Regions from separate parts of the Homo sapiens genome. Here region 1 is linked to region 2. Evidence: read pairs that join two places in POLR2A ChIA-PET (ENCODE). Cell type or tissue: A673. All regions are shown on one strand. Each heading gives the region's core, and the rest is flanking DNA. Links, peaks and the distances in the headings are about the cores only.

Evidence for each region. ChIA-PET counts read pairs that join two places held together with the same protein. Peaks named below come from ENCODE experiments on the same cell type or tissue, not always from the same donor. Only the 100,000 strongest peaks of a DNase experiment are listed, where the experiment ranks them.
Region 1: POLR2A ChIA-PET joins it to region 2 with 5 read pairs; 3 of 35 experiments call an interaction of 5 or more read pairs at or near these places.

The regions. Positions count from the first base shown.
Region 1 is chr12:111,248,858-111,263,967 of GRCh38, forward strand. CUX2 (cut like homeobox 2) reads left to right here. Exons shown (of 22, transcript NM_015267.4): 4 at 14,904-14,982. Among named protein-coding and RNA genes, the nearest start is that of MIR6760, 48 kb to the right of the region's middle. RefSeq lists an enhancer at 92-759. In A673, for the core only: no CTCF peak of the experiment used is centred there; no DNase peak of the experiment used is centred there.
Region 2 is chr12:111,026,975-111,042,084 of GRCh38, forward strand. CUX2 (cut like homeobox 2) reads left to right here and starts at 7,191. Exons shown (of 22, transcript NM_015267.4): 1 at 7,191-7,266. The coding sequence starts at 7,204. RefSeq lists an enhancer at 14,000-14,766. In A673, for the core only: a CTCF peak has its summit at 6,444 (motif pointing left); DNase peaks (open chromatin) are centred at 6,447, 7,727, 8,107, 8,687 and 1 weaker place; H3K4me3 peaks cover 2,938 bases; H3K27ac peaks cover 377 bases; H3K27me3 peaks cover 4,342 bases.

The DNA of each region.
Region 1 (15,110 bases), core at 3,811-11,810, 220 kb after region 2:
ACTGGCTCAATATATATGCACATATTTTCATGCTCACAGGACTTTATGGAGGTATAATTTACATACAGTAAAATGCGCAAATCTTAAGTGTATAACTTGATGAATTTTGACAGCTCAAATATTTTTAAAACACTGGAGGGTCCAAGAAAATATGTTGTCCATGGGGTGCATCTGGCCGTGGACCCACCATCCATGGCCCCCAGTCTCGTGTGTCGTGTGACCCCCGTGAACGAGGTGGGACACACATGTGCAGGGAGCACACATGGCAGTATCCCATGGGGAGGGGCAGGCTTTGGCAAGAGCCCAGTGATCATGCATCATCCCTTTACTCACACAGCGCAGAGAACAGGCTCTGGAGCCCGGGCTGGAAATCCGAGCTCTGCCACTTGCTGTGTGACTTTGCACACGTTTCCCCACCTCTCTGAAGGCTCATTTTCCCCATCTGTGAAATGAGGAAGAGAAGGATACGGACCCCAGGGCTCTTGCACAGATTCACTGAACTGACATGATAAGCACTGAGAAAAAGTCCCGGGTGCTATTGCCTTTTTTTTTTTTTTTTTTTTTTTAAATTAATAGACCCTTTTTTTGTTTTTTTTTTTTTTTTTTTAGTGGGGTTGGAGACAGAGTCTCACTCTATTGCCCAGGCAGGAGTGCAGTGGCATAATCTCGGCTCACTGCAACCTCTGCCTCCCAGGTTCAGGTGATTCTCCTGCCTCAGCCTCCTGAGTAGCTGGGATCACAGGCACGCGACACCATGCCCAGCTAATTTTTGTATTTTTAGTAGAGACAGGGTTTCACCATGTTGGCCAGGCTGGTCTCAAACTCCTGACCTCAGGTGATCAGCCTGCCTTGAGCCTTCCAAAGTGCTGGGATTACTGGCATGAGTCACTACGCCCAGCCTAGACCCTATTTTTTAGAGCAGTTTTATTTGGGCTTAGAGAGAATTTGAGCAGAAAGTATAGGGAGTTACCATAGACTCCCTCTTCCCCCACCCCAATTCCCCGATGACTAACATCTCACATTAGCGTGTGGTGCATTTGTTACCGTGATGAACCAGTGTCAAGACACAATTATTCACTATAGTCCATACTTTACGTGAGGGGCCACTCTTTGTGTTGCAAAGTTCTAGGGGCTTTGACAAATGCATGATGTCATGTACCCACCATCACAGTGTCACATAGGACGGTGTCACTGCCATCGGGAATATTTCTTAGTTCTCATGGCTGCTACAAAAAAAAAGGCCAAAGTGGCTGACAAAGAGCTCCTGGTGGGAGCCCACCCCCTTTCCCTTCCACTCAGGGAATCACAGCACATTCAGGTGACAGAAGGGACATTTTAGGGGTGAACCTGAGTTTGTTCTGAATTACCCAAAATGGAAGCCACTTGCCCACTTCAGGTGTGGGGGTGGGGGTGTCACACAGATTCCAGCCCCAAATTCCTTACCACACAACTGGCTCTGAGTCCAAAGACAGCCCCCCGCCCCCCAATTCACACCCTGCCTTGGCCCCTCGTGTGTGTATATTGGAGCCGCCTTCTCAGCCTCTCTGGGCCTCTAAAACAAGAGGACCCAGGGCTGCCCCTGGGAGCGTTTGGAGGCTCAGATGCGCTAATTCCCGTGAAAGGTCTTTGTAAGCTATAAAAAGCTCTAGATTAAAATTGGAAGGTATTATGATTATAATCAGTTAGGCAGAAAAACTGAACTGTTGGCAAAACGAGCCTGGCCTTCGGAGGCTGAGCCTTGGGAAGACATCCTCATCAGTTGCACACAGGGGGCTGGTGGCAATTGTCTGTGGTTTGTTCCTCTGGGAGGAGGTGGCCCAAAAGACACACAGCTGGAAACTGCTTCTGGCTGGAATGGCAAGGTCAGAGCCGGAGCACCCACTCTAGGTTGTTCCTGCGTGCATGACCTGCCAGCCACATGCCAAGCAGCGTGGGGCCATGCTTGTGGCATCAGCAGCTCCCAAAAAGAGAAAACTGGACATAGATGCTTCCCAGAGCCCATGAAAGTGGATCTGGATTCCCAGCTTCATGTACTGGCCACACCCCAGGCAGGGCAGGAAACATAACTTCTGCCCTGGTCTCATCTCCATATATGACCATACAAAGAATTGATACTGCAGCTTTCGGCTCATTATATGAGCGTATAGTGTATTTTTTTTAATACCCAAAAGCGAAATTTATTTGCAAGGCGCTAAAGAAAGCCTCCTGTCCCTTTTATGCCAGGAGCCCTCGGAAGAGAAGAGAAATTGTGGATTTACTGCTAAAAAAAGCCCTGGCTTATACAATTTTAACAATAGAAAAATGATCTTTGTGCTTCGGTGCATGGATGCTTCGAGGAAAACAGGCAGTCTGTTCAGGTAGCTGGTGAATTACAAATGAGTGATTCCCCTTTGTTTTGAGTGACAAGCAATTTAAATGCAGTCTTACGTGGAGGCCTGGAAATTGTTTTTCCCCCAGAAGAGAGAGAACGAGAGGAAAAGGAAAAGGGAAAAAAGCTTCCTTTTGGAACTGAGCGATTATATTAGTTGCCACCGAGCGGAGGTGAGAAGTTAGAACTTCATTTGATAATTATAAAATCAGCAGTTTGTGATTGGACATAATTGATGATTACACTGTTGCTAATAGCAGGCCTGCCAGCCATTGCTTGTGGGACATTTCATTTTTGCACTGCTTCCAAGCCGTGAAAGCCAGCCTGGCACGGAACACCACTCGCGGTATCTCCGGGAGCCTGACATAAATGCATTTGGGGGATTGTATTATGTTGGATCAAAAGTGTTCTTAATGCCGACATTTGAAAACACTTTGCTCTGTGCCTTATTTTTACCCTGGGAATAATTACAAATATTAGAATAAAATTGCATGGTGTTCCTCTTCCTGCAGACCCTCCCCTCAGCCAGAGCCTGGGTGGGTAGGTGGGCTTCCTAGGTCTTGCACTGGCCTCATTAAAATCCCAGCGGTGGTCCAGAGGGGTGCAGGGGATGTTCATGTGAGGACAAGACAATATCTGTCTGTCTCTCTGTCTCTCTATCTGTCTGTATGGGCCAGGATTACAAGGCTCACACGTGTAATCCCGGCGCTTTAGGAGGTCAAGGCAGGAGGATCACTTGAGGCTAAGAGTTCAAGACCAGCCTGGGCAACATAGCAAGACCCCACCTCTACAAAAAAAGAAAACGAAAATATTAGCCAGGCATGGTGGCGTGTGCCTGTAGTCCCAACTACTTGTGAGGCTGAGGCAGGAAGATCGCTTGAGCCCAGGAGTTTGAGGCCACAGTGAGCTATGATGGCACCACACCACTGCACTCCAGCCTGGGTGACAGAGTGAGACCCCATCTCTAAAAGATATGTATATTATATCTGCCTTGGTGAATTAGAATCTAGAATCAATGCACAACTGAGTTTGAAGGAGCCTTCGGCCCATAGCCCAGCACCTTCACTTTACAGATGGGGAAACTGAGGCTCTGAAAGGGAAAATGACTGCCCAAGGTGAATGGGGATGCAGGCCCCAGTTAAAACCAGAACCCAGGTCTCCTCACCCCCAGGCTAGTTTCTCCTCTTTCCTACCCTGCTATTTGCTTCCTCAAGACAAGTGCTGGGACTTCTGGGGCACATCCTGGGCCTCTGTCCCCTCCCTACCAGGGAGCTTGCAAGAGGTCTCCACAGAGCAGTCAGGACCTCAGCTGAGTTTGAGCTACTAGGAGGGCATCATTCTCCACTGTTCTCTGGGAAGCCTCGGGGTTTTAGGTAAGTTTGGCAGCTTGGCAGGATTAGCTCAGGGAGGCTCTTAAGTTCCTTCCTTATATTATTCATGGTTTGTTCATTCAGTCAGTGTTGGTTTATTGCCCACTCTGTGCCCAGCCCCGCCTGGGCTCTGAGGGAGAAAAATGTTAATGTCATAGCAGGAGCCATTGAAGATCATCTAGTAGGCCAGGCGTAGTGGCTCACACCTGTAATCCCAGCAATTTGGGAGACTGAGGCAGGAGGATCACATGAGCCCAGGAGTTCCAGACCAGTGTGGGCAACATAGGGAGACCCCCATCTCTAAATGAATGAATGAATGAATGATTATCCAGTTGTTAAAGCCCCAAGCTGTGGAGTCATCCGTGGCCCCTCTGTTGCTTTTATGCCTCCAACATCCACTCTGTGTTCCCAAGGAGCAAATCCTGTGGCTCGACCTTCACAATCCCAGAATCCTAGCACCACTGCCACCATCCTGCTCTGAGCCGCCTGGGTTGTTCTCCTGGAACTCGGCAGGAGCCACTTCCCTGGTCTCCCTGTTTCCACCCCAGACCCTCAGTCCCTTCTCCGCACAACAGCCAGATGGGTCCTGTTAAAACGCGTGTCAGATCACATGAATCTGCTCTCCTCTGCACAAAACCCTCCCGTGGCTCCTCAGACCCCTTGGAGAAAAAGACTGGGCCCTCGCAGTGACCCCCAGGGCTCTTCCCCCCGACTCACCTCCCGACCCCCTTTCTTCTTCCCCTTCGTCTACCATCTCCCGCCACACCAGCCTCTCTGCTGGCATTCAAACAAGCCAGACAGCCCCTGCCCCAGGGCCTTTGCACCTGCCGTTCTCGCTGTCTGCAATACTCTTTCCCAAAGCTCCCCACGACGCCTTCCCCTCCTGTGGCCCCACATGCCCTGCCCAGGACTCCTGTCACCTCCCTACTCCATTCTCCTCCCCTGCACTTGACGACTGTCCCACATTCTCTTTCATGATTTATTTCATTGCTCGCCTCTGCCTCTAAACATGTCAGCTCCACAGAGGTAGGTGTTTGCGCCAGTCTTGCTTGGTGCTGAATGCCCAGTACCTAGAACAGCCCCATCCCTAGGAGATGCCTGATTAATATCTGTTAAGCAAATAAATGTATTAGGCATCTGTGATGGGTCAAGCACCGTCTTAATGCTTTGCATGTATGATTTTATTTTTATTTCATTTATAAAATACTGTTTTTTTAGAAACAGCCTTTTTTTTTTTTTTGAGATGGAGTCTCACTCTGTTTCCTCAAAAGTAGTTGTGGTTTTTGCCATTTTTGTTTTGTTTTGTTTTTGTTTAGTAGAAACGGAGTTTCACTATGTTGGCCAGGCTGGTCTCGAACTCCTGACCTCAGGCGATCCACCAGCCTCAGCCTCCCAAGGTACTGGGATTGCAGGTGTGAGCCACCATGCCCAGCCATATTCAATTTTTTTAAATGTTAGTCTCTACCCTTGGGATGCCCACTGGCTAGTTGAGGAAATGGAGCAGTGTTTGGATAGAAGCTAGCATTCCTGCAGCCCTGATGTCAGCAGATGCTGACGGATGCGTGGGTGCCCTGTGTTCAGAGGTAGGGATGCTCAGAATCCAGACCAAGCACAAACACCTCCTTTCACTAAAACACAAACACAAATCAGGGTGCCTGGTGCTTCTCCAGACATCCCTAAGGATCACTATGTATTTAGGCACTGGGGGAGGGCTGGCTTGATTCCCTGGGCATGCACATAGTAGGTGCTCAGTATGCACCATCTGCTGCTGTTGCAGAGTTGCTGTGCACCCCGTGCCCATCATCATTGCAGGTTGAGGCATAGAGGGCAGAATCTGGAAGCTGGACCTGCACATCTGAGGAGAGGGGGCCTCAGAGCTCAAGCTCTGAATCACTGACTTACACATGAGGGTTCAAAATGAATTAATGACTTCCACCTGTGAGTTCAGAATGAATTAGTGACTTACACCTGTGAATTCAAACTGAGTGACTTACACCTGAATGCTCAAAACGATTTAATGACTGACACTTGAGGGTCCAAAAATGAATTCGTGACTTATACCTGAAAGTTCAAAAGGAATTAATGACTTACACCTGAGGGTTCAAAATGAATTAGTGACTTACCCCTAAGGATTCAAAATGAATTAGTGACTTACACTTGGGAATTCAAAATGAATTAGTGATTTACATCTGAGAAGGCAAAACAATGACAATGACAGGTGGCCAAATGCGTTAATTCTGTTCCAGCCAAGCAGTCTTTTTTTTTCCTTTTTGAGACGGAGCCTTGCGCTGTCACCCAGGCTGGAGTGCAGTGGCACGATCTTGGCTCACTGCGACCTCTGCCTCCCGGGTTCAAGAGATTCTACTGCCTTAGCCTCCTGAGTAGCTGAGATTACAGGTACTCTCCTAATATTTGTATTTTTAATAGAGACGGGGTTTCACATGTTGGCCAGGCTGGTCTCGAACTCCTGACCACAGATGATCCCTCCGCCTCGGCCTCCCAAAGTGCTGGGATTACAGGCGTGAGCCACCGCACCCAACCTTAATCAGTCTTTAGAACCAGCTAGTGCTGGCTCCTGAAACAGGCTAGGATGGGGCCTCTCTGGGACCCCTGGGTGACCCTCCAGAGGGCCAGAGAGGGTCTCCAATTTCTGCCCCATTTTAGCAGGAGACTGAGAACCCAGTTTGACAACAGTAGCTATCAAAAACAAAAGTCAAACTTATTTCTTATTTAATCCCTGACATTAAAATGTAATTTTCATTTGCTCAGCGGCATCACTGATGGATGGCAGAGAGCACGTTAGCACTCGCCAGGGAACGGGGGCCCCAGCAGACACACCTGGAGGCAGGCAGGGTTGAGTCCTGCAGCTCCTCCTGGCCTCCCGTCCCCCACCTACCTGCCGGCCTGGCTCCTCCAGCTCTTTTGGTTATTCCAGGTGCTTCCACCAGCCCCCAACCAAAGAATCGATTCTGAGTGGAGGCTGAGAAGCATGGGCTTTGCTGTCAGACTAAGCTGCCTCTGAGTCTCAGCTCCCAGCACCATGTGGCCATCACCCTCTGTGCCTCGACATCTTCATCTGTTAAATGGGATAGTCACACCCGCAGCGTGATGAGGGTTAAGCTAATGTGCATCCAGTACATAGCACAGTGCCTGGCACAGAGTCAGTGCTCAGTAGTCACTGTTATCATCAATAATAATGCACAAATCAGCCAATCGAAGTAGCTGTTACCCCCATTTTCCGGGTGGTAGGAAATCAGAAGGGTGCTGTAAAGAAAAGGGATCTTTCACAGGGACTGTCAGAGTGAGTGGGAACCCTCAGGATAGTCTAGCCAGACCTCCCCACATGTGGGTCTCCCTGAGTACCTTTACAGCCTCACAGATACAGGGGCATGTACTTGGATGCCTCCCCTGGTGGGGAGCTCAGTACCTCCCACCCAGACCCCAAAGCACCCCTGAGTGGTCAACAGGAGCCCCTCCCCCTCTGGTACATCTGAGCAAGTCTCGGCCCTGCTTCATGGCTTCCAGGGGTTCTCATCGCTCCTCTCCACGGCCCATCGGCCCCTACCCACCGCACCAAACCTATCTCCCACCACAGCCCCCCTAGCTCTCCATGGCCCTCCTTTCTTCTCTGAGCCCCCCTCGTACTCTTGCCTCTCTTTGCCTTCTGTGTGGCCCCCTGATCTGCATGCCCTAAAGGAACAACCAGCCTTCAGAGGCCATCAAGGGACACCCCTTCCCCTCTGAACCCAGCTCATTCCTTCATTCCCCGATCTCTGGGTTGCCTTTCCATTGCCCGAGTTCATTCTGAGACCCTCCAAGCACCTGCCTCCTCTCGCTTGTCCACCAGTCTTCAGCTTCTTCTGGAATTCCTGCCACATCAGACGTCCACCCCCCATCATCTCTCAGAATCACCCTACCCTCTCCAGAGCCCAGGACCCAGTGGTAGAGGGAGGCTGCTCTCAAAGTATGTTCCACGGAACCCAGGGAAGGAGTTGTGCAGTCTCGATGGCAGGTCCCCCTTTTCATGCCCACAGCACTTGGAGAAGCACAGTTTGCAGCTGCAAGTCTGGGCCCTGGAGTGAGAGGCACCTGGGCACCGATACCACCTCTGCCACTAACTAGTGCTCTCATCTTAGCCAAGTGACTTAACATCCCTGCCCCTTAGTTTCTTTCTTCCTCTGTAGAACAGGGCCGGTCACAATGCTCACATCCTAAAGGTGTGCTTGGGGGAAGGCGGGGATTTCAAAGAAGATGCCTGGAGCACATAGTAAGGCTTAGAACTTGGCACAGAGTGGTTCTCAGTGGCTCCCAGATGTCCCTGCGACCTCAGACAGCTTGGTGGAGCTCAGCCTAGGGGAGGGGGCCCAAATTTTCTGTTTTTAACCACCTGGCTGAAAAGAGCTATGTGGCTAGAACAGGCTTGACTCGCCCCTGGCAGAAGCAGTTCTACACCTGCTGCGTTCATCCTCGGGGGACTAAACACATTGTCACCCCTCGTATCACAGTGGGCTGCGTAAATGCCATGTGCTTCCACAGATGCTGAGCTATTCCTGACAGTGACCTTCTTGAGGGTGTCTGTGGATGGTCTCCACCTCCTCCCTCTTCCCTCCTCCTCCCTCTCCTTCCTCCCCCTCCCACTTCTTCCTCCCCTTCCCTTTTCCCCCTCCTCCTCCCTTTTCCTCTTCCTCCTCCTCCTCCCTCTTCCTCCCACTTCTTCCTCCTCCTCCCTCTTCCTCCCCTTCCTCCTCTTCCTCCTCCGCTTCCTCCTCCTCCTCCCACTTCTTCCTCCCCCTCCCACTTCTTCCTCCCCCTCCCACTTCTTCCTCCCCCTCCCACTTCTTCCTCCCCCTCCCACTTCTTCCTCCCCCTCCCACTTCTTCCTCCCCCTCCCACTTCTTCCTCCCCCTCCCTCTTCTTCCTCCTCCCTCCTTCTCCTCCTCTTTCCTCTTCCTCCTCCTCCCCTTCACTCTTCCTCCTCCTCCTCTTTCCTCTCCCTCCTCCTTCTCCTCCTCACTCTTCCTCCTCCCTGCTCTTCCTCCTCCCTCTTCCTCCTCCTTCCTCCTCCTCCCTCTTCCCCCCTCTTCCTCCCTCCTCCTTCCCCTTCCTCCTCATTCTCCATCTTCCTCCTCTTCCTCTTCCTCCTCTTTCTTCTCCTCTTCCTCCCTCTTTCTCCCCTTCCTCCATCCTCCTCCTCCTCTTCCTGTCTTTTTCTCCTCCTTTCCACATGGCCTTCAAGGGTGTTCCTGTCATAGGGCAAATCTGTCATTCTGGGCACTTTGCTGCTGCCCTTCTGTGTGGTTGGGCAGAGCCATGAGACAGAAACACACAGCCTTTTATTGAACATGGCCTTTTATGCCAAGCTCACTTGTTCTCAGCATGTGGGTGAAATGCATTGAGTTTCAGCCCTTGGAAAAGATATCCTATGTGATTAGAAGAAGAATTTTCTGATTTATTTGAAAGCTTTCATCAGCTTCCATGGGACTCTTTGCTGCATGTTAGCTCATCCTGCCCCAACAGCTTTGTAGGCAGGTAGAGGTTATTCTTCCCACTTGATGCACGGACAAACTGGGGCCAAGAGATGCTCATAGTGACATTAGGCCCAGTACCAGGTCAGGCTCTGATGCCATCAGGAATTTAAGGACCGCGGTGGCTCACGCGTGTAATCCCAGCACCTTGGGAGGCCAAGGCGGGCGGATCACCTGATGTCAGAAGTTTGAGACCAGACTGGCCAACATGGTGAAACCCCGTCTCTACTAAAAGTATAAAAATTAGCCAGGCGTGGTAGTGCATGCCTGTAATTCCAGCTACTCAAGAGGCTGAGGCAGGAGAATCACTTGAACCTGGGAGGTGGAGGTTGCAGTGAGCTGAGATTGCGCCACTGCACTCCAACCTGGGCGACAGAGCAAGACTCCATCTCAAAAAAAAAAAAAAAAAAAGAGGAATTTAGGGACCTGGCCTTCCACAGACAGCCAGTCATTGCCTTGAAACGAGACTGAATGAGGCAGGAAATCTACACGGCTCCTGTCTTTGAAAGTCCGTTGACTTTGGGAAGCCCTAAACATGAACTGATTCACACTGAGTGCCAGTCCAGGATTTCTTTTGATTGTAAAGATAGAGTCTCATTCTATTGCTCAGGCTGATGTGCAGTGGTGTGATCACAGCTCACTGCAGCCTCGAACTCCTGGGCTCAAGCGAGTCTCCTACTTCAGCCTCCTGAGTAGCTAGGACTGCAGGGGTGCACCACCACACCTGACTAATTTTTTCAGGATTATTTTTCTTTTTTTGAAACAGGGTCTTTTTCTGTTGTCCAGGCTAGAGTGCAGTGACACAAGTGCACTTAGAGTGCATTGCAGCCTAAACCTCCCAGACTCAAGTGATCCCCCTTTCTCAGCCTCCCAAGTAGCTGGGACCACAGGTGTAGACCACCACACCCAGCTGTGTGTGTGTGTGTGTGTGTGTGTGTGTGTGTGTGTGTGTTTGTGTGTGTGTGTGGAGATAGGGTCTTGCTATGTTGCCAGGCTGGTCTTAAACTCCTGGACTCAAGTGATCCTCCCACCTTGGCCTCCCAAGTGCTGAGATTATAGGTGTGAGCCACTGTACCTGGCCTCAGGATAATTTCTTATCTCTGTTTTTAAAAATATTATCCAGCTGTTAGATGAACCCCTAAAGCAAGGATCAGCTAACTTTTTTCTGTAAGGGGCCAGATAGAAAATATTTTTAGTCTCGCGGGCCACAAAGTCTCTTTCACAACTACACAACTCTGTCCTTGTAACATAAAAGCAGCCATAGACACGTAAAACAGTGACCATGCCTTTGTTCCAATAAAACTTTATTTACACAAACAGATGAAGGGCCAGATTCACACCAAGGACCAAAGATTGCCAACCATTGATCCATGAGATCAACAGTGTCCAGCAGGAAAAGAACACAAGCCACATTTGTAATTTAAAATTTCTAGTAGTTACAATTTAAAAAGTAAGAAGTGTAGCTGGACGCAGTGCCTCACACCTGTATTCCCATCACTTTGGGAGGCTGAGGCAGGCAAATCACTTGAGATCAGGAGTTCAAGACCAGCTTGAGCAATATGTTGAAACCCCGTCTCTACTAAAAATACAAAGATTAGCCAGGTGTGTGGTGCACATCTGTAATTGCAGCTACTCTGCACTCCAGCCTGGGTGACAAAGTGAGACTCTGTCTCAAAAAAAAAAAAAAAAAAGAAATTAAGAAGTGGGTGAATTTAATTTTAATAATATATTTTATTTAGCCTGATATGTTCATAACACTAGCATTTCAAAATGTAATCAATATAAAAATTATTGGCTTTGGGAGGCCGAGGCGGGTGGATTGCCCGAGCTCAGGAGTTTGAGACTGGCCTGGGCAACATGGTAAAACCCTGTCTCTACTAAAATACAAAAAAATTAGCCAGGCGTGGTGGTGGGCACCTGTAATCCCAGCTACTCAGGAGGCTGAGGCAGGAGAATTGCTTGAACCTGGGAGGCAGAGGTTGCAGTGAGCCGAGATCACACCACTGCACTCCAGCCTAGGCAATACAGCGAGACTGTCCAAAAAAAATTTTTTTTTAATTATTGCCGGGCGCGGTGGCTCACACCTGTAATCCCAGCACTTTGGGAGGCCGAGGCGGGCAGATCATGAGGTCAGGAGCTCGAGACCATCCTGGCTAACACGGTGAAACCCCGTCTCTACTGAAAATACAAAAAATTAGCCAGGCATGGTGGCGGGCGCCTGTAATCCCAGCTACTCGGGAGGCTGAGGCAGGAGGATGGCGTGAACCCAGAAGGTGGAGCTTGCAGTGAGCCAAGATCGTGCCACTGCACTCCAGCCTGGGCTACAGAGCGAGACTCTGTCTCAGGAAAAAAAAAAAAGTATTGGGGTATTTTACATTCCTTTTTCTTTCTTAGACTTAGAAATGCTATATTTTACACTTACAACCCATCTCAGTTTGAAATCGTTGCATTTCAAGTGCTCAGTAGCACATGGACCGGTGGCTGCCTTATTGAACAGCTCCGCTCCAGTGGGGAAAACTTAAGACCAAAACTGTCATCCTCCTTATAATGTTAGATTTAGTCTTCCCCACTGGAAGAGATAAATCATGGACCATTATACACTGATAAGTGCCATGAAGGGAAAGTAGGGGGTGCTCTAGGCAGGGACAGGGAAACATTAAAGGAATCTTCCAGCACTTGTCCCCACCCTTGCTCAGTCTCTCATTGGAGGCCAGTGCCTTTCCTCAGACCCCAGCCACCACATGCACTCAGCTCAGGCAACCGTAAAATGGAACATTGAGTCATTCTTCTGGCTGGTCTTTGATAATTCTCCTTCTAAGACCCATGAGATGAATTGCTTTTGTTTCTCATTGTTTTCTTGGGTGCCAAGTCACCAGCACCGCAGCCTCTCGCCCAGGGCAGCTGTAGTTGGCTTGTAAGGCAGCGGCATCCTCATGGGCTCTGAACACCCGGCCCCACTGGCTGGGGTAATTTTTCTATCCAGGACAAAAGGAAGGCAGCATTTGAATTCAGAGTGGCAATTTGAATCCCCAGACCTGGTGTGAATCTTGGCCCTGCCATTTGCTAACCGGGTGACCTTGGGCAAGTGGCTTGACGTCCTTGAGCCTCCGTTTTCTAATCTGTATGATGGGGCAGGTGGCAGCAGCCATTCGGTGATTGATGTGTCCGTGGAGACAGACTCTCATGAATAGTAAAAGCTTCTGGCACACAGTAAACGGTCGATGCCATTTGTTTTTATTAGCCCATCAGGGATGCCCCCCGCCCCCGCCCCAAGATTCTGAATGAATTGCCCCCTCCTCAGGGCTCACAGGAGCCACCAGTGTTTGCACCTCCTCCTGTGCATTTGTTTTGTTTGTAAAGATAGGGTCTCATTCTATTGCCCAGGCTGGTGTGCAGTGGTTACGCTTCCTACTGGCCATAGCTGTGTCTCCCACTCAATTGCATGTCCCCAGAAACTCACTCTTGTCCATCTAAGCAAGGACAAAAATCTACCCACAGGGCCAGGCGCAGTGGCTCATGCCTGTAATCCCAGCACTGTGGGAGGCCGAGGTGGGCAGATCACTTGAGGTGAGGAGTTCGAGACCAGCCTGGCCAACATGGCGAAACCTCATGTCTACTAAAAATACAAAAAAATTAGCCAGGTATGGTGGCGGGTGCCTGTAATCTCAGCTACTTGGTAGGCTGAGGCTGAGGAGAATTGCTGGAACCCAGAAGGCAGAGGTTACAGTGAGCCAAGATTGTGCCACTGCACTGCAGCCTGGGCAACAGAGAAAGACTCTGTCTCTAAATAAATAAATAAATAAAATTTAAATTTAAAAAAGACCTACCTACAGCTTGGTGATTTTCCCTTTGTCTAGCTTCTAGAACTTTTTTTCTGCCCTCCCCCAAGTGACTTCCCCTTCTCAGGGAGATAATTCCTGATGTTCTGTTACCAAACTGGGTCAGCCTCCCCCCAATTTACACACTCCCAAGGCCACCCTGTGCTTTTCTGCCAAGCGTTTAGCACTTGTAATTAATGAGTCATCTGGGGAAGCTGCCTTAATGCCAGTGTCCCCACCGGACTGTAAGTCCCATAAGGGTGGGACATGAGTCTGCCTTATTCATGGCTGGGTTCTCAGCCCACAGTGCTTGGTGCATAGCAGGTGCTCAGGAAACATTTGTTGAGGGAATGAGAGACTGTCATCCATGCTGGAAGGTGAGAGACCAGGGACTTTCTCAGACTAACAATGAGAGAAATTACAGAGATTTTGTAATGGATCTTTTTTTTTTTTTTTTTAAGATAGGGTCTCACTCTATTGCCCAGGCTGAAGTGCAGTGGTGCAATCATAGCTCATGGCAGCCTCGAAATCCTGGCCTCAAACAATCCTCTTACCTCAGCCTCCTGAGTAGCTGGGACAACAGGCACGAGCCACCCTGCCTGGCTAATTTTTTTATCTTTTGTAGAAACAGGGTCTCACTATGTTGCTCAGGCTGGTTTCGAACTCCTGAGCTCAAACAATCCTCCCGCCTCAGCCTCCCAAAGCACTGGGATTAAAGGCATGAGTCAGCACTCCCAGCCTAAAACTAACCTTTTTTAATCACTTTAATCACCAATACATTTCCACCTCTTTTAAAGAGGGTAATTCTGTTACCCTCCAACATTTGTTAAAGTTGTTTGATATCTTACGAGAGCTTTAACAATTTCTCTTTCATTTTTAGTGGCAAGAAATATTCTCTAGACGTGTCCCACTTTCCTCCTAAAACATGTATCATATTTGAACTTCCAGTCTACCCTTTACTAATAAGAAGAATAACAGGTGTCACCAACACACCGTGTGCCGGGCCCTGTGCTTAGCACTTAGGTGCGGCTCCATTTAATCCCAACAGGAGGTAGGTCCTGTTATTTACCCCGCATTTTACAGATGAAGAAACTGAGAATCAGAGAGGGGCAGTGCAAGGTCACACAGCCTGCACACAGTGGAGCTGGGCTTTCAACCCAGATTTTCTAACTCCAGAGCCCACACTTTTAACCTTCATTTCTCCTTCTTGCCCCTCCCCTATCCCATGTTTGCACAAGTAGAAAATGACTAAGGCCAGGTGCGGTGGTGGCCTGTAATCCCGGCACTTTGGGAGGCCGAGGCAGGGGAATCGCAGGAGGTCGAGACAAGCCTGGGCAACCTGTAGCAAGACCCCATCGCTTAAACAAACAAGAAAAAAAATACATGGCCAGCCATGGTGGCTCATGCCTGTAATCCCAGAACTTTGGGAGGCCAAGGTGGGCAGATAACCTGAGGTCAAGAGTTTGAGACCATCCTGGCCAACGTGGTCAAACCGTCTCTACCAAAAGTACAAAAAAATTAGCTGGGCATGGTGGCAGGCACCTGTAGTGGTAGCAGGCACCTGTAATCCCAGCTACTCAGGAGGCTGAGGCAGAAGAATTACTTGAACCCAGGAGGCGGAGGTTACAGTGAGCTGAGATCATTCTATGGCACTCCAGCCTGGGCGACAGAGCAAGACTCTCTCTCAAAAACAAAACAAAACAAAACAAAACAAAACAAAAAACCTGCAGATGTTTTCTTGTGGAAAAAAAAAATGATGAAATTTGCTTGCAGACACAGATGCCATGGTTACACGTGACTCTTTCTCTTGTTGTCTCCAAAGGTGGTGGCCCTTAGTAAGAGAAGTCAGGAGGCGGAGGCTGCTTTTCTGAGTGTTTACAAGCAATTAATTGAAGCACCAGGTAAGAAATGCTTGGGCTCCGTAATTGAATAGTTAACGACAATAAATAGCCATTAGGACTGTGACACAGGGACTTTGAGGTGGGATGTGGGGACATGCCTGGGCTCCTGGGTGAGGCCAGGCACTCTG
Region 2 (15,110 bases), core at 3,872-11,871:
GGGTACTCAAAGAAAATTCAGTCCTTGTTCTGGCCACAATCCAGTTCGGGAAAGAATCCTGGGCTATTACATGACCAGAGCTATTAGGATGCTTTAAAACAGACAGACAGACAGGCAGACAAACATAGTATAGTGAAGTCAGATTAATCACAATATGATCCTTCCATTCCAATGTTCTGTGCTGTTGGAAAAAAGGAACTAGTTGAATTTCTTCAAATTCATGGTGTGCCGACATCTCCACCTGGGGTTGATCTTGGTGTATGGTGTGAGGTAGAGATCTAATTGTATTTTTCCCATATGGGTAGCCAGCTGGTCCAGCATCATACTGAAAATGAAATCTATCCTTTCCCCACTAGTTTATTATGCCAGCTCTGCCATCTACTCATGTATTGGTTCTAAATTTGTATGAGTCTGTTTCTGGGCTTTTGATTTTGTCCCCTGGGTCAATGTGTCTTACTTGCTCTCTGTTATTACAGCTTTATAAGAAGTCTTCTTCTCTTATAGGAATGATTCTCCTATCTTGTTACTCCTCAAACTTGCCTCGGCTGTTCTTGACCCTTGCATCTTTGTAAGAATTTTTGAGATGGGCTTGTCACGTTTCATGAAAACTCTTATTGAGGTTTTCATTGGAATTGCCTTAAATGTATGAATTAATTTGAGGAGAAATGACATCATCCTGTTAATTCTTCCAGCCCATGAACAGGGAATCTCGCTGTTCAGTCAGCTCTTCTTTTATAGACATCTCAGGTGGGTGTGGTATGTGTATGAGTCAGGGTCCCAGGAAGAAACAGACCCCCACCCCTCCCACAACCAAATGAAGATTCCTGATGAAAAAATAAATTTGTGCTCATAAAAAAGCTTAAAATGATGATGTAGAAATTATCCAGGCATGGTGGCTCATGGCTGTAATCCCAGCACTGTGGGAGGCTGAGATGGGAGGGTCACTTGAGTCCAGGAGTTTGAGACCTCCTGGGCAACATGGCTGGAGTCACAGAGAGACCCCATCTCTACATAAAGTAAAAAATTAGCTGGACATGGTGATGTGCACCTATAGTCCCAGCTACTTCAGGAGCTGAAGTGGGAGGATCTCTTGAGCCCAAGAGGTTGAGGCTGCAATGAACTATGTTTGCACCACTGCACTCCAGGCTGGGCAACAGAGCAAGACTCTGCCTCAAAACAAACAAACAAACAAAAGCAACAGTGACAAAAAAGAAATGATAAGGGCCTGTAAGCCCATTTTCCAGAACTAATATCTGTTAACCATTTGATATCTAGTTTTGTTGACTTTTCCCAAAGCACCACATTTTAAGGAAAGAGATTATTCCATAATGCTGTTCTATAACCTGCTTATGTTTACTTTACCGTATATCATAGACACATATAAATATATGCCTCAACATATATAAATAGCCCTCACTTTCTTAACAATTGAATTGCGTTCCGTGGTAGGGGTCAGTCAGGGCCCCAGCAGGGACACTCAGCTGGGATTTTTTTGTTTTTTGTTTTTTTTGAGATGGAGTCTTGCTCTGTCACCCAGGCTGGATTGCAGTGGTGAGATCTCGGCTCACTGCAACCTCTACTTCCCAGGTTCAAGTGATTCTCCTGTCTTAGACTCCCAAGTAGCTGGGCTTACAGGTACCTGCCACCACGTCCAGCTAATTTTTGTATTTTTAGTAGACACAGGATTTCACCATGTTGGCCAGGCTGGTCTTGAACTCCTGACCTCCAGTGATTCATCTGCCTCGGCCTTCCAAAGTGCTGGGATTACAGGTGTGAGCCACCGTGTCCAGCCTTGGCTGGGATTTTTAAATGAGGAGACCATCTGAAGAGGTGTGGGCAGAGGAATGTTGAGGCCACCAGGTGCCAGCAACAGGGGAAAGCCATTTCCATCCCGGACCTGAAGCAGGAGGAAGAGGGAGCAGTTGCTGGGACCCAGTGAGAGCAGGAGAGGGACAGCTTGACAAGGACTGCGTCTGTAGAAGGACCCAGTCACAGCCAAAATGGCAGCAAAGTAGGGAGGGAGCTGGGGAATGAGCACCCCAACCTTCTCTCCTCCTGCCTTCTTATTTCCTACCAGGGCCTCCCACTAGCCAAACCCAAGTGAAAGCCAGAGAGCAAGGAAGCCTGGGAAATGTGGTCCACAGAGGTCAGCTTCCTGGGCACTGAGCAGGTGGAGAATGGTGCAAGAGAAGAGAAAAAGGAGAATGACCAACACAGCTTGAATACAAGATTGCTTATTTAACTAGTCCCTGGCATTGGAGGGGAATCAGGTCAAGGGAGCCTGTCCTTCTTGTGTTATTTCTCTCCACGGAGCATTGGCCACTGGGCATCGGCACATGGCTCAGGCCGCAGCCTTTGCTTTCTGGGAATCTGCTTTTGCACCCATTCTCCCCCTCCACGAAAGGCAGAACAGCCTCAAGTGCAAAGAGCTCCAACTTGCTGTGAGTGAACCCAGGTAGTAACCCTGGTTTTGCCCCTTTACAACCATGTGACCATGAGCCAACCACTTCTCTCCAGGCCTCAGTCTTTGCATCTGCAATATGGGAATACCAATCCCTGCCCAGTCCATTGTGAGGCCAATAATAATGAGATCTAGTAGATGCTGCACATTTACACAGTGCTTTACATGGATTAACTAATTTAATCCTCATCACATGTATGCAATGGCGCAATTATTAGAGCCATTGCATACATGATGAAAATGAGGCACAGAGAGGTAAAATAACTTGCCCAAGGTCACAGAGCTTGTAAGTGGCAGAGTTGAAATTCACACCCAGACAATCTGGCTCCAGATGGCTGTTAACCACTATGTTCTAGGCTCCTAACCACTATGCACCTAGCCACTGTGTTATGCTAGTGGTTTATTTATAAAGCATCCAACAACCAGGAGGTGTTTACTAATGGCAGTTGTTGACAGCATCGTGCCAGGATTGGACCTTGTAGCAGGTCACTCTAGCCACAGAATCCTGGACCTAACCACGGGCCAGCCTCCAGGAACACACCCTGCAGGTGTCCACCAGACAGTCCCATACCCCTTACTCCTAGTGCTGTTTAATACTTTCAGATGAATTCAGATTCTGTAGTTGTTTTTCTCCCTGCCTGGCAGCTGCAGTGGGCAACGCGGAGCTACCGAAGGACATTTTCTTTTGTTTCAGCTTTGATCCTGGGGATTTCGCATATCATTATGTATGTGGCTAAGGACCTGCCATTATCTTCCCCGGGATTCTTGCACAGTTAGTGAATTTCCTAAAGGATCCCGGCTCTCTGCCTGCTTCTGCTGTTAGGATAGGCTGCCCCAAGCTGCCCTCTGATTCCTCTGGGGGAGGGGAGGTACTTTCTTTTCTACAGTAATTTTTTAATACTCATCTTGATGTGTGAGTCTTTGGGAATCAGGAATTAATCTGGAACCTGTTTAAGTTTTTGCCTTATCTATGTACGTGTGTGTGTGTTTGTGGCAGAGGGTGTGCTAAGACCATGAAAAACAGCTTTTCACAAAAATATTTAAAACGTTAGTGCTTTAGTTCTTAAATCTAAGGCCATTGTCTGCTGACAAAGTCTGAATTTCCTGGCTTATTATCCTTCATTAAGGACCACCCATAATATTTCCCCAGCTAATTCTGTTTGGGGGTAAACACTTATCTGCTCAATTCATTATTGCTAAGTCTGAGATGGTTACAGATGCCTTTGGAGTAGAAGCCCCCACATCTAATAAGCACAGGCACACGATGCAGTTGGAATATGGTGGGGAGAGACGGCTGAAATTTATTTTGTGAATAAAGCAATAAGCCACTAGGCAAAGCTAATATGTTTCAGCCCAGACAGAAAGACACGATCATTCAGTATTTATGTAGCAACCCATTCCTCTGTGGGACTACAAGTTTCTACCATTAAAATTGTTGGAATTCTTCAGAGACCCACTGCATTAAGTCATGTAAAAATATCACAGACTTAAAACAATCTGAATTATTGGATTTTCTCGCTGCTCGTCGGTAAGCATGTTTGCTGTGGCAATTTCCTGCTGGGTCAAAGGTGCAGCCTACTTCAGTCAGGAAAGTAGAAAGTCCTGTGCCGAATTTTTATTTGGAAGCCAGTAGTCCCTAACAGGTGAAACAAAGTCAGACCTAGATTTATCTATTTTTTTCTTTTAATGCACTTTCAGATTCCTAGAAATCTTGCCAAGAAAGTAGAAGGAATTTCTGTGTACTAGTCACCTAGAATCTTCAAATGTTAACATTTTGCAACATTGCTTTATCACTGTGTCTAGGTAGACATATATAGATAAATAAATAGGTACATATTATTTTCATCTGCATTGCTTGAGAGTTGGAGACATGATGTCTGTCCCTTTATCCCTAAATACTTCAGTGTGTTCTCTAAAAACAAGGATATTTTGTTACATAGCCACAGTATAATAGTCAAAATCAGGAAATTAACATCGATATAACACTATTATCTGATCTATTGACTTTATTTTAAATTTGTCATTGGTTCTAATTCATCCACTTTATAGTAAAAGAAAATCCAGGATCGTACGTTATAATCACTTGTCAAGTCTCTTTAGTTTCCTTTAATTGGAAATAGTTCCTCCATTATTGTGTGTTTCATGTGCCACTGATGTTTTTGAAGTGAACAGGCTGTTTATTTTGTAGAATTTTCCCCTCCATTTGGGGTTGTCTGATATTTCTTCACAATTAGATTTAGATTATACCTCTTTGGCAGGAATACCACAGAAGTGATCTGTCCTTCAAGCACAACATATCAGGAGGTACACGATGTCAGTGCGTCCTGTTCCTGCAAAATCACACATAAGTTTAAAATAATTTTCTTCATCAAACCCTTGGCTTGTTAAACATTGCTTGGAAGGGTTTCACACGCACTCTAGTAGGACTTTAAAAAGCAGACCCAAAGACAAGGAAGCCACAAGCTTTACAGATGCTCAGGAGAAAAATGTAGCCATTTAAAAAATTGTAATGTGATAGTTATGAAATTTCCCTAAATTCATTTTGCAGAATGAGAGCTGTAATTTAAACCTGAAGTTATCGAGAGCTGAGATAAACCACACATCACGTGCAATTTAATCTGGCAGGGAAACAGGCCACTCGGAATTGCTAACTAGGCCTAATTCATTACATCTCGGTGAATGCAGTACTTTTGGTCTTACGCGTCTTTCAACTCCTGCATTAATATATTTACCCAGACCTCATGGAAAATGTATGGGAATGGAAACAGAAATACTGTATCCTTGTTTAAATCACATTTCATTTTTTAAACAGCTCAAATGATTGCTCAGAAAGATCACACCTTCTTCCGAAGCATTTATGAAACAATTATTTACATTACATTAAAAACTTTAATTGCCTCAAAGCACGTGCTCTGAGACACAAATATTGGAAAATCATCAAAAATATCCATCATGATTCTCTCTTCTTTATAACTCTTCTAAACTTTATCTTTTTTATAACCCACTGTATTGATCTATTGTCCCAGACCAAGAGTGATGTCAGAAGTCTAGGCTGGGTCATAAAAAGAATATAATTTCCATTTGCTGTCCATAAAAGCAAATCTTTTGATCAGAGAAAAAGGAAAAACATGTCCCCTTTTTTTGAGTGGGGAAGAGGGTGCGGTGCTATGTATCAGGGGAATAAGCCAGAGAGGAAGGGTGACCTCACCTTTAAGGGTGGTGGCAGGGATAGGCAAGGGGGTTGGTGATGGAGGGGGCTGGGAGTATGAGTTCCCCCTGGAGGTGACATCTCACCTCCAGGGGAAGTGGAAACAGAGGACCTCGAGCTTGCACAGAGGCAAAAACAAACAAACAAACAAACAAACAAACAAACAAAAAAGCAGACAGAAAAATGTAAAACAAGAAATCCAGTCACCCCGGTTGTCAAGAGTCCGAAGAATTGCAAAGGACCGGAACCTCCCTCTAGCCATGCTGAAGACCCTCTCCCCAAAGACAATCACAATAAAGGAATGTCATGTTGCAAAGAACGGAGCCCCGGATAATAATGATGATAACAACAGCAGAAACCTCCGAGGTTTTTAAGGATCCGGAGCCCCCACAGCAGGGGTAGGGCACCCTCAACAGTCATAACAATAAAACAAGCCCACTGGGGGAAAAGGCCCTCCAGAGGTTTGGTTCAGAACCAAATAACAAAACCTCCAATAATCATCATCACAGTAAAAGGGTTTCACCTTGCAAAGCTGTGGGGGAGTCCCTATAATTGGGTTAAAGACCCCCCAGATAATAACAACAGAAATCCCTATTCCAAAGGACCTGAGGCCCCGCCCTCGGCCCCCGCCCGTAAAGAACCCTGAGCTACTACTCAGACGAAGCCCCCCTCCCCGCCAATAATAATAATATAATGGCGCGGAAACTGTGGGCGGTGGTGGTGACATTTCCCACGACTCAGTGGCGCCCCCGGGCGGCTCCCACCCTCCCTCCGGCCGGCGCGTCTACGCAGCCCCAAGTGCTGGCTGCGACCCTCGGATCCCAAGCATATCTGGCGATGGAGCGGCGGCAGCCCGAGGCACGTGTTGTGTGTGCTCCGATTGCAAAAGAAAAAAAAATGCATTTCAAACTATTAACTTTTTTTTAAGCGTGCAATGCCGGGAGCTGGGGGTAGACAGGTGCAAGCGGGGGTAGGCGCCCCGCGCGCCCGCCTCCCGCAGCGCCCCCTCCCAAACTTCCCTTTGCATTGATCAGCACGTTACGTCAGTATTGATAAGTTTGCAAAAAGCCAAAGTCAAGTGCAATCGCGCGGCACACCGACCCCGGACTTGGGGGGGAGATGCAGCGAGCGCTCCGCGGGCCCGGGAGCCGGCGGCAGGCAGGGCAGCGGCGGCGCCGGCGCCTCTCGGAGAGGCTGCCTCCCCCCAACCCCTCCCCTCCCACCCCATCCCCGGCTGCCTCCCCCGGGCGGGCGCCGAGCTCCCCGCCCGGCGCGCTCCGCCCGCGCCCTCCGGGGGTCGGGGGGGCGCACGGCTCCCGGGCCCGTTGGCGGCGGCGGCGGCGGCGGCGCGGCGGCGGCGAGGGGCAGCGGGTGGCAGGAGGCCGGAGGGCGCCCGAGGGGCCCCGGGCCGCGGCGCTCAGGGCCCGGGCGGCCGGCGGCGGCCCCGGGGCTGGGGGGAGTCCAGCCCGGATATTGAGTGCAGCCATTGAGAAAAGCCAAACTCTTGTGTGTGCGCGTCTCGATAGCCCCCAAGATGGCCGCCAATGTGGGATCGATGTTTCAATATTGGAAGCGATTTGATCTACGGCGACTCCAGGTTAGTGCGGGCAGCGCCGGCCGCGCGGCCGTGAGGAGCCCCCGGGCGCGCCCTGGGCGCATTGGGGAGGTCCCCGGGCGGGCAGGCGGACGCCCTGGGGCGGCGGGCGGCGGCTGCCGGGGCTCGCCGGGGCTCGGCCGCCCGCTGCCCATCGATAGGTATTAGGAATTGATCTCGCCGCTGCTCTTTGTTCGGTTCAGTCATCGATTAGCTGCCGCGACCATGGAGAAGCGCTAGTGAGCCCTCGGTCGGCGGAGCGGCCGAGCGGCCAGGCGGCCGGGCGAGGAGCGGGGAAGGCAGGGGCTACGGCCTCGGGCAGGGGGCTGCTGGCGGGAACCCCCGGCGGTCCCCCCTGAGCCGCACTTTGCGCGCCTCCCAACTTCGCGGCGCCCGGGGAGGCCGCGGAGCGCGCCGCTTGCCAGTCCGCACCCGGCTGGGGCTCCGGCGAGGGAGGGAGGGAGCTGGCGGGCAGGGAGGAGGAGGAGGAGAGGAGGAGGAGGAGGAGAGAGGAGGAGGGAGCCGGGGTTGGCGAGGAGGCGGCTCCGCGCCCCGCCGCTCGCCGGCACCTCAGCCTTCGCCGCCCGCCTGGCTGCGCAGCCCGGACGCGCCGCCACCCGGGGGCCGCCGCCGCCGCCGCCAGAGCCGCCGCCGCCGGACTGGCCGCAAGCGCCGGCAGACCTCTTCTCCTCGGGCCGGGGTCTTGGGGTTCGTCTTGCTTCTTGCCTTTACCCCCCCGCCCCTTCCATCCCCTTCCCAAGTCTAGATGCAGACGGGCGGTGGAGGTGGGCCCGGGCGCTCGCAAGTTTGCGCTCCTGCCTCCAGGGCGGTGGAGAGCCGGGAGCGGCGCAGAGCAGGTGACTCCCAGCCCTCGGGCCCAAGGGAACTTTTAAATGAGAGATTTCCTTGCTTGTTCTGCCTCCTGCGTTTCTCCCCGCTGCTCCCCTCGTCTCCTCTCTCCCGTCTCTGCTTTTCTTCTGTTTCTTTCCTCTCTTCCCTGCTCTTTCTCTCTCCTTCCCTAGGGCGACTCTTCGAAACCCCATCACTTTCTCCCCATCCTCCCTTTGTGGGAGTCTGTGTGCCTCCCCTAGATTTGGAGGTGTTCTCTGCGGACCCCGTAGGAGCCGGGGCTGGGAGGTGGAATCTCAGAGAACGCACCGTGGAGGCGCGGCTCCGGCCTCTGTTCTTTCCCGGAGTGCCCCGGACGCGCCTGGCAAGGCCCCCCAGCCTTGGAGTCTCGCAAAGTCTCGGCGGGTGCGGCGGGGATCAGGGGCGGGAAAATGGTGCGGATAACAGGGCGGTTAGAGCATCCTGCCTTGACCGTGACATTCGCGGAAGACGCGAGATCATCAGTCTGGAGATAAAAAGGGACCCACTTTTTTTTTTTTTTTTAATCCGCCGGCAAATCTCGTTAAGTTTCTTCTGATAAGTGGTTCCAGCACCCGCGCCTTCTCCCCGTCCTGGCCGCTTCCCAGTCCCCGTCCTTCCGAACGCCCCACTCCTCGCTCTCCCCCTCCCCCAAAGCCATTGAGCTGGGGAGAAAATCGGGGCACTGAGGCATGCAGTTAATAACTGCCGAGTGCCTTGCAATTCCGGGTCCGCACTCGAGTTGGGGCTACAGTTTGGTGGCCAACTGAGACGGGCAGGGCTGCGAGCTGTGCCTGCCGGCTTAAATGATGCTAAAGTGGCCTTTCTGGAAGAGTGGGGGTTATGGAGGCAGAGAGAGAGAGAGAGAGGGAGAATTGGGCAGCCACATTGGGCTTGGCACGAAGGCCAATGGTAATCGTATTCCCTGCTAATGTTTGTAAATGAGACCCGGGCACGGCTGGGGGACAGCGTCTTTATTTATGATTGATGTTCTGTAACATAAGGAATGACAAGAACGTGGCACACAAGAGGAGAGGAACCAGAAGGGCTGGCGAAAGCCCTTTGCAGGGTCCTATTGTTATTCTGGGCTGGAGAAAATTTCCGCGGCGAGATTTACAGCGCTGGTATTTGCTCCCGGTCGGCCGGAATGTCAGTTAACACAATTTTCATTAGATAACTCGTTTTCAATCCGGGGAGCTCGGGCTGCAGCCCGGGGAGAGGCAGGGGCTGGGTGCTGAGGGGAGGGTGCGGCTCCCAGGGGGCTAATGTCTGAACTAGGGAGGTTGGAACCTCACTGTCTTCAGTCTTCTACCCAAGGGGTCTTTTGTGGAACGGTTGAGGTCACCCAAATCTTGATTCCAGCTGGACGCCCATTAATCTGGGAACCCTTTGTTAGGGTTTTAGAAGATGCATAGATGGAAAGCAAATTTGAACTGGAAAGGATAAAGGTAGGGGGTGGTGGAGGGGTTTGTTCAGGTGATGGGGAGATAGGACCCAGACCTCCCAGCCTACAGGGTGTATATGTGAAGGGGGGGGTTGTTCGTTAAAACAATGGCTAGTGTGTCTGGCACACAGGAGAAGGCTCTCAGGGAAGGGGGGTAAACTCATTTACATCGATATTAAGTGGAGGGGGTGTCCCTGTGGGAGTTTGCAAGGCAGCACACTTCTAGAAAGCAAAGAAATAAACGTGGCAGCCGTGGCCGCGTGCAAACATTTTGGCCCTCCATCTGCCGCGTTCCCCACCCCCAGCCTGAAATCTTCAGCTGGTCCCCTGGCCAACAGGCCCGCAGCCCCCCACCCCCACCCCACCCCATATCCTCACTGATGGCATTTTTGTTGGAAGTGGATTAGGAGCCTAAGCACTTTGGCCTGGGATCCTCTCTTGTACATAATGCCAGTGACTCCTACGACACACTTTTATTTTCATTTTTTGCCCCTCCCCTACTTTCCTCTTATAGGGGAGATAGCCAGAAAGGAGAACTTCTGCCGGCTTTTTCTGAGATCCAGGTAGGAGAGGCAGGTCCCCGTGCCCAGCCCCAGGCAGCCGGAGAGCCGGGGTCCCGCGTCCCGAGGCTGAGCTGCCTGTGATGTGAGGAGGTGCGTGGCTTTCATTCCTGGCTGTTCAGGTTGAATGGTTTCTCGCAGCGTGGTTGCTGAGCATTAAAGTGGCCGAGGCAACATGGGCGGCCCCGTGTCCCCAGGCCATACCACGTCGCTGACGCCATACCGATCCTGGCAAGAAAGGTGACCTTGTACCAGCCCGGTGTCCAGCCCTCCGGAAACGTATATTTTTCAAAAATGGAAGCGTTCCAGTTATTATTCCTTCCAGCGCCGTCTCTGTACACAGCAGGGCTGTTTTCCTAGGCTGGAAGTCAGTCAACAACCTTAATGACTTTGGGCCGATGGTAAAGGTGATCTGACATGTGCCACCCTACTCCGGCACTCCTGAAACTACCTCCCCCCGTCTTTGCTTCTTTTTTGCCTTTGCTGCTAGCAGCTCAGGAAACGAGAAGAAATAAAATTCCATCCAAAGATAATGCTAGGCATATTTCATTTGGTTATAAGATTGCTTTATGGTGAACATTACTAATGCAGTATTTTTTTATGGCTTTTCTGTGTATAATCGTCGTAACCGGATTCATACCTTTATGATTTTCTTTTTCTGCTTAACTTTCTACTTTTTTTTTTTACCATGCTCTGGGTCCAGTCTCCCATGCTGTCTTCCCTGACTCCAAAGAGGGTTAATTGAGCTAACAATGAGCTGGGGGGCACCCAGTCCAAATGAGGGTCCTCGGTCCAAATGCCCATCTGTGTTTCTGGGGAGAAAGGAGCTTGGTCAATAGGATTACATAGTACTAATCTGGGAGGAAGGGGCAAATTCTGCTTCGGGTGTCAGCAGTTGGGAGAAAGATCAACAGGATGAGCAAAGAGAGGCCGGACTTTTCCAAGGAGTTTGGAGAAACTTCCGGGAACACTCAATCTCCTGGCGCAGGAGAGCAAGATGGTGCTTGATGGAATATTTTCCCCTGCTCAAAGTTTAGAAAAGAGCAGGGATGTGATTAAAATATTATAACCTTATGATATTCTGAAGTGCATAAATTTTACATATCAGCCACAGAGAGTTTAGACATCCATTAGAGCCTCTGACAGCTTGACTTATCTAAATGTGCTATCATTTAACAATGTGTCAAAATTCCTCTTTCTATAGATGACAGCAGTAAATAAGCTATCAGCCCTGTTGGCGGAATCCTAACTTTGGAAACTTCACCATAATAGAATTGCTGCCGAGGTCCAATTGCAGCCGAGGTGGGGAGCGTGAGCCCGCAGAGCTTGGCATGGCTCAGCCCCCTGAGAGGGGTTGGCATTAGGTGAAGACAGCTCTGAGAATAAGACAAACCCTTGGACTCTCTTCTAACTCCAGCCAGTGGGTGACCCCATTCCCTCTGCCTCTCCAAGTCCGTAGAACCCACACCCTGTGGCCCTTTTCTGCAGAAAGAGCTAGAAACAGGTGTTGAGAATTTATTTAAAGAACCCAGCAGCCTTTTCTGGGTCTCCCAAAATTGTAGTTTCTCAACTTGACAGAGATTGCTTCTCAAAAACGGGCTCTCTCTTTGAATGCTAGAAGAAAAAACAAGCAACATCTCATCCCTCACTGGTTTTACTGTTGGGGGTCTTGAAATTTCTTTTATTAATACTTGAATTCACTGTAGAAAATGGAGAAACCACGGACCAGCTAAAAGAAGCAAATAAGTGTCTCGGTGGGTTATTTCAGATGAGCACGGTGCTATTTTGACCAGAGGGAACAGCTTTTCTGATGGTGGTGGTGGTTTTTCTTTCTTTTACTTTTTTCCTTATTTTTTTTTTTAAACTCTCCTGTTAAAAAGAGGATTCTATCTTCGAACTTGACATTCTGTCATGGTAACCTTTCTTCCGGCAGATGGGATTTCAAACGTGAGCACCTTGGCTAGTGCTAAATATATGGTCCTGGATGATGGTAGACAAGGCTGCCCAGAAACTGTGGTTTTCTGTGCTGCTTCTGAAAGGGCTGAATTTCCGGTGGCTTCCTGGCTATCTAATTCAAAGGCCGGGCCTGGCAGAGGTGAAGCATTGGAAGGGGACTCAGGTGGTGACCTGCCTTTGTTCCTGGCCTTGGGATTCAGGGTCCCATCTTCTGTTTGATATTTTTCCTCTGGGGGTGCTCATTATTTATGATGGTGTCATATACTGGAGGGTGTCAGGGATGGTAGAGGTTGGCAGGGGGGAAGGACCCCAAGAACTGTATTCTGTGTGGCCTTTAGTGCTCCTGGGTGAATCATCCCACATCCCAAGTCTCCTGCTTCTTAACCCTTGAAGTCAGCTGGCTGTGCCCAACTTTGCTGTACGAGTTATTGTAAAGGTGAAGGATGCTGACACCTTTGTGGGTCACTTAAATGCATTGTCTTCTTCTTTTTTGTTTTTTCAAGATGGAGTCTCGCTCTGCCACCCAGGCTGGAGTGCAGTGGTGCAATCTCAGCTCACTGCAACCTCCGCCTCCCGGGTTCACGTGATTCCCAAGTAGTTGGAACTATAGGCGCATGCCACCACGCCTGGCTAATTTTTGTATTTTTAGTAGAGACGGGGTTTTGCAGTGTTGACCAGGCTGGTCTTGAAGTCCTGACCTCAAATGATCCACCAGCCTCGGCCTCTTAAAGTGCTGGGATTACAAGTGTGATGACCTTGGGCCCCTCCCCTTCTTTCTCCATCATGGTCGTGGTGGTGGGGCTATTGACCTTTTAAGCAATATTTTTGAAACAAAAAATTATGTCTAGGATGGAGTTATTTGGTTTCTAAGCCTCAGTGAGCCCTTCACCAAAATGGCTTGTAGTGTTTTGGAGGATGTAGACATTATATTCCTATCATGGCCCAGGCGAGGTGGCTCATGCCTATAATCCCAGCACTTTGGCAGGCTGAGGTGGGAGGATTGCTTGAGGCCAGGAGTTTGAGACCAGCCTGGGCAACATAGTGATACCCCTTCTCTACAAAAAATAAAAAAATTAGCTGGACATGGTGGCACCTGCCTGCAGTCCCAGATACTCAGGAGGCTGAGGTGGGAGGATTGCTTGAGCCCAGGAGGTGGAGGCTGCACTGAGCTATGATCATACCATTGCACTCCAGCCTGAGCAACTGAGCAAGACCCTGTTTAAAAAAAAAAAACGGAAAAAAATATACTCCTATCATGTTTAGATTAAAATTCAAATTTTTTTTCCCTGACAGATCCCCCAGGATCTGCCCCATTCTCTCAATCTCTCTGGCTCCCTCTCCAACCACTGTACCGCAGCGGCCTTCTCTTTGTCCCACAAACACATCAAGCATGTCCCCACCTCAGGGCCTTTGCATGTATGCTTTCCTCTGCCTGCGACCCTTTCCCTCCCATCTCTCTGTGGTTGGCTCCTTCATCTCTTTCATTCTGAGCCCAAATGTCGTGACCACTCAGCCTAAAGAAAACTAAAGAAGCTTCCACCACTGTTTCCCCACTGTAATATGCAGATGTGCTCCCATATTGCTAAGGACACCCCAGAGGGTTTTGACCATAGAACCCTCTCAGGGTATGGTCTCTCTCTACACATGCTAGGTTTACCATCAGATGGGGCCAACCTTTTTCTATAGAGTTGGATAATAATACACTGGGCTTCGTGGACCATAAGCCTCCACTCTGCCATTAGCATGAAACAGCCACAATGAGAATGAATGGACGTGGCTGTGTTCCAATAAAACTTTATTTATACAAACAGGCAGGGGGCCGGTTTTGGCCTGAGAGCTGTAGTTTGCCTGCCCTGGGTCTACTGGTCTATGTCATGGCTGTCATATATAGGCTGTGGCATGGCTGAAATTTTAACTTTTCAGTTAAGAGTATTAAAGTGGATCAAACTCAGTTCCCAAAACTTGTTCTTGACCCTTTCCCTCCAGAGAGAAGCATGAAGAGTCAGAGCAGTGAGAGGCCCCTGCCTGGCTTCAAATCCTGGCTCCATCACCTACTAGCTGTGTGACCTTGGATGAGTCACTTAACCTCTCCAAGCCTTACTTTCTTTGTCTTTAAATGGGACTAATAATAGTCTCCGCCTTCTAGGTTGTTCAGGAAGATCAAACCACTTTGAACATGAAAGTGTTTAGCACAGTGTGGGGCACACAGTTGCTGCCCTGTGAATCTGAGTGACTTCCTATTGTCATTGGTATTTTTAGAGTATGAGAGGAGAAAACCAAATAAACAGCAGCGGCTGGAACTTGCTGGCCTTGCAGGCTGTTTTAGAGATTTCTGAGCAAGTTTTCTCTTCTCTCTTACTCCTTTGGGGTTACTATATTAGTATTGTACTAATATTATATGTAGTATATTTTGGGAGTTCTGACCACAGAAATTGCAGACGGGGAGCTATGTCTGGCCCATGGATGTGTCTGTCTAGATTAGTGAGATATTTAAAAACACTTTTGTGTAAGTTGTCAGCATTTAAAACACAAGAGATTTACCTAAGAAATCTAGGTGACCAGTGTCCCCTGAAAATCAGGAGCTCTGGCCACTGTGGGCAGGTCCAATGGAGAAGGGGAGTGGAGACCTGGGAGGGACATTTCCAGGCAGAGGGAACACCCAGTGCCAGGGCCCTGTGCCAGGGGTCCTCAGTGGGTCAGGCCAGCTGTCGGAGTCCTGAGGAGGGTCTTCTCTGTAGTTCAAGGCCACAGGCCGCACCTTCCCAGTGCCTAGTTCCAGAAGAGGCTGCATTTCCAGAACAAATGAAAGGCTCCTGACCAATGCATGAAGATACCCGGTTAGTAGGGTTCAGAGCCTGCTGTCTCTGCTTCTTCCCAGGAGCCCACACCCCCAAAAGTGGGCCTGTGGCTGTCCCCCGAAACCCCTCCGGAGCACACCCCAGCCTCTGCCAGTCTTCAGTTCAGCCCAATGAAACAGCAGTTCCAGGATATGCATTTGCCATTAAAAACAAAGAAAGAAA